Regions from separate parts of the Homo sapiens genome. Here region 1 is linked to region 2. Evidence: read pairs that join two places in POLR2A ChIA-PET (ENCODE). Cell type or tissue: IMR-90. All regions are shown on one strand. Links, peaks and the distances in the headings refer to the core of each region. The heading gives the core; the rest is flanking DNA.

Region 1 (2,927 bases), core at 158-2,657, 1.8 Mb before region 2:
CTCTTAGGTCATTTGGACTGGTATAACAAAATATCATAAATCAGGTGGCTTATAAACAACATTTCCCACAGCTCTGGAGCCTGGAAATTCCCAGATGAAAGTGCTAGCAGATTCAGTGTCTGATGAGGACCTGCTTTTTTGGTTCACAGATGGATTTTTCTTGCTGTATCACGATGAAAGGGGTGAGGGACCCTCTGGGGCCTTTTTAATAAGGGAACTAATCCCATTCATGAGGGCTCTGCCCTCATGACCTAATCACTTCCCAAAGGCCTCCAAATATTCTCACATGGGGAATTAGGTTTTAATATAGAAATTTGATAGGTGGGAGATGCACAGATTCAGATCACAGCAAGATCCATTTCGTGGCCTGTATAGGAAACTCCTTTTACATGCACCCAAGTCAAGACCATGGGAATTGCATGTAGAGGATATTAGGTTCATATTCATAAGGTAGATGCTTCTTTTCCAGACAATTGGAAGTTCACAGTGTGCTTGTAACCCTTCAAGTTCAGATAAACAAGAGTCAGAGGGCCAAGAGAGAAGGCTAGAAGACAGAGCAATTCAAGACTTCCAGTATGGAAGCAGGAGCTCACTGGAGAAGATTCTCTACTTCTGAGATCTGCTTGGTAGACAGCAATAACCAGACTCCAGAGGACAAACTATGCATGCTCAGGGGCCTTCCGCTGGCTTCCCCAGTTGGGGCAAATTATTTCTCTTCTTTTGGGTGGGAGGAATTGAGGAGAAGAGGAACAAATGGCTGTCAGATTCACTATTACTTAAGGTAAAATTGATGGTGGAAGTTTCTATTTCATGAACCAATACAGAACAAAGAGAAAGAGAGGGATTCCTCCTGTTTTCTGAAGCAGAGCATCTGAAACCTAGCTGGCCATCAAAATCCATGGGAGTTTAAAAAAATTACAAGTTCTTGGGCCTCACCAAAATCATACTCAGATTCAGATTTTCTAAGGTGGAGGCTGGGAGCCTGTGTTTTTGAAAATCTGACCTAGAAGTTCTGATGGTTAGTCAGGTGTGGGAACCATGACTTAAACTTGAGAACTTCATCTTCCTAAAGCTTTTTCAAGGGATTCACATGGCAGAAATACATTTTGTCTGCTGGAAGGAAATAGTCTAATCCATCCGAGTTTAAAACCACAGACAATGGTTAGACTGACTTTTAAATTAGATGGTCTTAAACTGCTTTACAAACTGTGCTTGCAGATGTTGAAATCAACATCTGGATGCATTATTACTGATATTGTTCAACCTAGTAGAAAGGAAATTCAATTATTGTACAGTGGTCATGTTGCATAACCAGAAGGAGTGTGGCGTGAGACAATAGTGAACACACATTGTTAGAATCATGGCAACCGTCCCAGGCTTGCGGATATCAGTAATGGTCGCCTAAGAATGGTTTTGTGGTTTAATTTCTCGTCATGGCACTGAGTCATGCTGTCAGCAGTATTTATACTACTGGGAAATAGCTAGGCATTATAAATGACTGTTTTGGAGACAAAAAGTGAAGTTGTTCAGTTTCTAATTTAAGTTTAAATGGCATTAGATTGCCATATACATACATACATATATATATATATATAAAATTTTTTTTTCTATTGGGCTAAGGACTCTACTACCGTCAAGGGAGAAATACAACATTATACACAGTGTAGAGGTTACAAGCCCAGATTTTAGAGCAAACTACAGACTGCCTGGGCTCAGTACTAGCTTAGCTACTGACTTCTGGGCTGCTGATCTATTGTCAAATTGGGTCATTTGTCCAATAATGTGCTCCCTATTTTGGGTTTGGCTTATTGATTCTTCAAGGTGTTGCTCGGCTTGTCCCTAGACCCCCAAGTTTTCTGTAATCTGGTAGTTAAATCTGTAGGCTTAACTTTTAGAAAAAAATTCTTCCTACTACCACATTCTTAAAGATTCAAACATAGTATTAGCACCTAAATTTATATCACTATTTTATAACAAGTTTGCATCATCTAGTTTGTAACTTGAACTCGGATGCACTAATTTACTGCACAGTTTGGTGATGGAAGGAGAAGTTCTCCTTACAAGATGGCATTTATTTGAAAGAAGAAAGATTTTTCTCATGGGATCTCTTACCAACTTATCTAAATGCTTATGTTAGGCAGGGGAAAAAGGCAGAGGAAAATTTTTATTATTATTATTATGCTTTAAGTTCTAGGGTACATGTGCACAATGTGCAGGTTTGTTACATAGGTATACATGTGCCATGGTGGTTTGCTGCATCCATCAACTCATCATTTAAATTAGGCATTTCTCCTGATGTTATCCCTCCCCCAGCCTCCTACCCCCAAAACAGGTCCCAGTGTGTCATGCTCCCCTCCCTGTGTCCATGTGTTCTCATTGTTCAACTCCCACTTATGAGTGAGAACATGTGGAGTTTGGTTTTCTGTCCTTGTGATATTTTGCTAAGAATGATGGTTTCCAGCTTCATCCATGTCCCTGCAAAGGACGTGAAATCATCCTTTCTTATGGCTGCATAGTATTCCATGGTGTGTATGTGCCACATTTTCTTTATCCAGTCTATTATTGATGGACATGTGGATTGGTTCCAAGTCTTTGCTATTGTGAATAGTGCCACAATAAACATACGTGTGCATGTGTCTTTATAGTAGCATGTTTTATAATCCTTTGGGTATATATCCAGTAATACGATTGCCAGGTCAAATGGTATTTCTAGTTGTAGATCCTTGAGGAATTGTAACACTCTTTTCCACAATGGTTGAACTAGTTTCCACCCCCTCCAACAGTGTAAAAGCATTCCTATTTCTCCACATCCTCTCCAGCACCTGTTGTTTCCTGACTTTTTAATGATCATCATTCTGATTGGTGTGAGATGGTATTTCATTGTGGTTTTGATTTGCATTTCTCTGATGACCAGTGATGATGAGCAT
Region 2 (2,927 bases), core at 240-2,739:
CCAGTGGCTGTCAGGATCACCAGGAAAGGACTTTCAGAACTGATATCAAAGCAAGGGATGGAAAATGAGTGGTATTTTTCACATAAGTATGCAGGTTTTGATGACATGATATTTCAGTCAAAAGGAAGAGCATATGACAAAGGTTAAGGGCAACTGAAAGCAAGTTTTACTTTAGGGTAGGGGGATATAGGTAGAGGAAAATGGGAAAGTGAGGAGGGGAAAATAAATAGGAAAACATTTTTAAAAGTCATAAACAGTCATTAACATGTAGGAACTAAAAAATTGTTAAGAGAGTTTGGTGTCTCAAGCATTCACTTAATAGACTGTAACTTTTTTATCTGTTTTATTCACACTCTATACCATATTCTCCACATTAGTACAGTGTGTTGCACACACTAGATGTTTAATAAATATGCATGGAAAGACTTAAAGCAATGAAAATATACAACCAGATTTACATTTTAGAAAGCTCTACTTATCTTTAGGGAAGGGATTATAGAAAGCTCTCAAAATATTAACCCTGAACAGTCTTCCAGCTTGCATCTGAAGAGCAACCATGGTGCCATATATACTCATGAAGCATACTATATATCTATGAAGGATAGTGTACATAGCTATGCCTCTAGCAAAATGTTTTAATGTCACATTTATACATTTTCTTTATTGAAAATTTTATTCTGAATTCTGAAATTTGTTTAACACTCTTTATATAAGTTCCTTAGTTAAGTTTGGGTCAAGAGAATAAACATATGCACCCTCAGCATATCCCTAGTGACTTCTTACATAAAAAGGTTAGGTGCTAATGGAACATCAACAAGGCAAAGTATATCAGTTAAATGAAATATCCTTTAGACTGGGAATAGAAGTTCCAATAAAGGCACAGACTGCATTAACAGTTGGATAGGCATTAACTATGACACGTTTGTCCTTGATGTTCAAAGATAACAATCACTGGGTGGGTTTCTCTCAACATGTGAACTTATTTGGAAAACCAAAAGTATGTGACCAGCTGCTCACAGGTGAAAGCTGTGTTGAGCCTTTCATTTTTTGGCAGCTCAATCTTTTTGACTCATGCCCTACATATGCCATTGCTTCAAAAAAATGTACAGAATCTCCTATTGTTTTACACCAATTCAATTGACTTGCTGCTGTTACCTACTACTGCACAGCTGTGTCACAGGGCTTGCATGCTGCCTCAGAAGCTACAACTATAAGCTTAATAGCAAACCACTTTTAAATGGAGCATCAATTATGGCTTTCAGAGAGACTATTTAAGACCCAGAACATACGTGACTGAAAGGGATAACAAATTTTCATCAGAGCCTTTTATTTTATAAATTAGAAAATATAGGTGTATAAAACTTAAACTCATTACCAAAATTATAAATTGGCTAGTAACACAAGTGAGGCTGGTGTCTTTTCCAATATATAACATTGTTATTAAAATAGTCCATTAACAACAGCAATCTTTCTTTCCTTTTCTATTTTCTTCATTCATGACTTCTTTTCTTCTTCTTTCCTTTCTTTCTTCTTTCCTTTTATTTAGGCAACCACTTAACTTGTTAATTCATTTACTTATAATTTACTTTCCAAGCACGTATTATGTTCTAGGTTCACTGCTAATTTTGAATGATATAAAAATATGTTATAATGACAGCTATAAATAAAGTTTCAGAAAGAAGACGGTGTTGATTCACTTTTTTCTGTTCCTCTTCTCTAGGTATAATTACATACTCTGCAAATTATGTAATAGACAACAATAAACGGATTCTGAAAGCTGAAAAGAAGGCAGACAGGCTAGACACTACAGGACTTGAGAAATAATAATGTGATGAGTTCCCTGAGATATCTTTTTATTTTCTCTATATTCCAAGTATTGGAAAGGCCTGCAGCAAGGAACAACCAATAGGCATAGAATAAAAAAAGGGTAAAACTTGCTCTTTTTGACCAAAGGTCTGGCAGAGTAGAAGCCAAGAGACCTAAGGGGATTGTTAAGCATTTTCCACAAAGGAGGATTCTGTTAATGATCAAATTCATCAACAGCAGTGAAACAGTGAATCCTCAGCCATCTCAGCCTTTGCTACATGACTCAAGCCAGGTGGGTGTTATGATCTCCCAGCAGCTGCAGAAGTAAAGCCCTAGTTATTCAATCCGCATTCTGGATCCAGGGCCCTGAGAGTGGCCCCATCTGCTCACAGCTACAACAATAGCAAACCCCTGTGTCTGCTTGGTTTCCACCCAGTAGTATAAAAAGACAAGATTCAGGGGCTTCTAGCTTCACCCCAGAAGACTGCCCAGTGATCCTGCAGATAGCACCAGTTGGGGGGATTCAGCAGGAGGAGCTCCAGCAGCATGAGAAAATAGAGCAGCCAAGAATAACATTGAAAGGGTTCGGGAACTAAACTTTATGAGAATGAAAGCTCACAGAAGTAGAATGGAACTGACACATTAAACTTAAACTAACTTCCTGATAAAACAGAAGACTTAGATAGAAAAAAAGAATTACCTAACAGAATAACCAAAATGTCCAGGATACAATAAAACATCACTCATTATACTAAGAAGCAGGAGAACTAAAATTTAGTGAGAAAAGATAAGGAATGCCAATATGGAGATGAATTGGAGTCATTTGGGGGAGAATTTTAAAACAACTATCATAAAACTGCTTTAGAAATCTCATGGAATTTAGAAGACCTCAGCAAAGATACAAGTCATACAAAATAACTAAATGGAATTATGTAGCTCAAAATTCCATCACCGATAATATATAGACACCAACAAACCTCACTTATGTAAACTGATATATAACAAATACATACGTATAATATACTTTAAATGTTAAAATGTCTAAACATGCACATTAACAGACAAGATTTGACAGAGGTTTAAAAAAACCATAACCAACTATATGCTCTTTTTAAGAAACT

Evidence for each region. ChIA-PET counts read pairs that join two places held together with the same protein. Peaks named below come from ENCODE experiments on the same cell type or tissue, not always from the same donor. Only the 100,000 strongest peaks of a DNase experiment are listed, where the experiment ranks them.
Region 1: POLR2A ChIA-PET joins it to region 2 with 5 read pairs; 2 of 35 experiments call an interaction of 5 or more read pairs at or near these places.

Annotation. Positions count from the first base shown.
Region 1 is chr10:58,156,019-58,158,945 of GRCh38, reverse strand. No RefSeq gene overlaps it. Among named protein-coding and RNA genes, the nearest start is that of IPMK, 110 kb to the left of the region's middle. In IMR-90, for the core only: no CTCF peak of the experiment used is centred there; a DNase peak (open chromatin) is centred at 1,385.
Region 2 is chr10:56,377,586-56,380,512 of GRCh38, reverse strand. No RefSeq gene overlaps it. Among named protein-coding and RNA genes, the nearest start is that of ZWINT, 18 kb to the right of the region's middle. In IMR-90, for the core only: no CTCF peak of the experiment used is centred there; no DNase peak of the experiment used is centred there.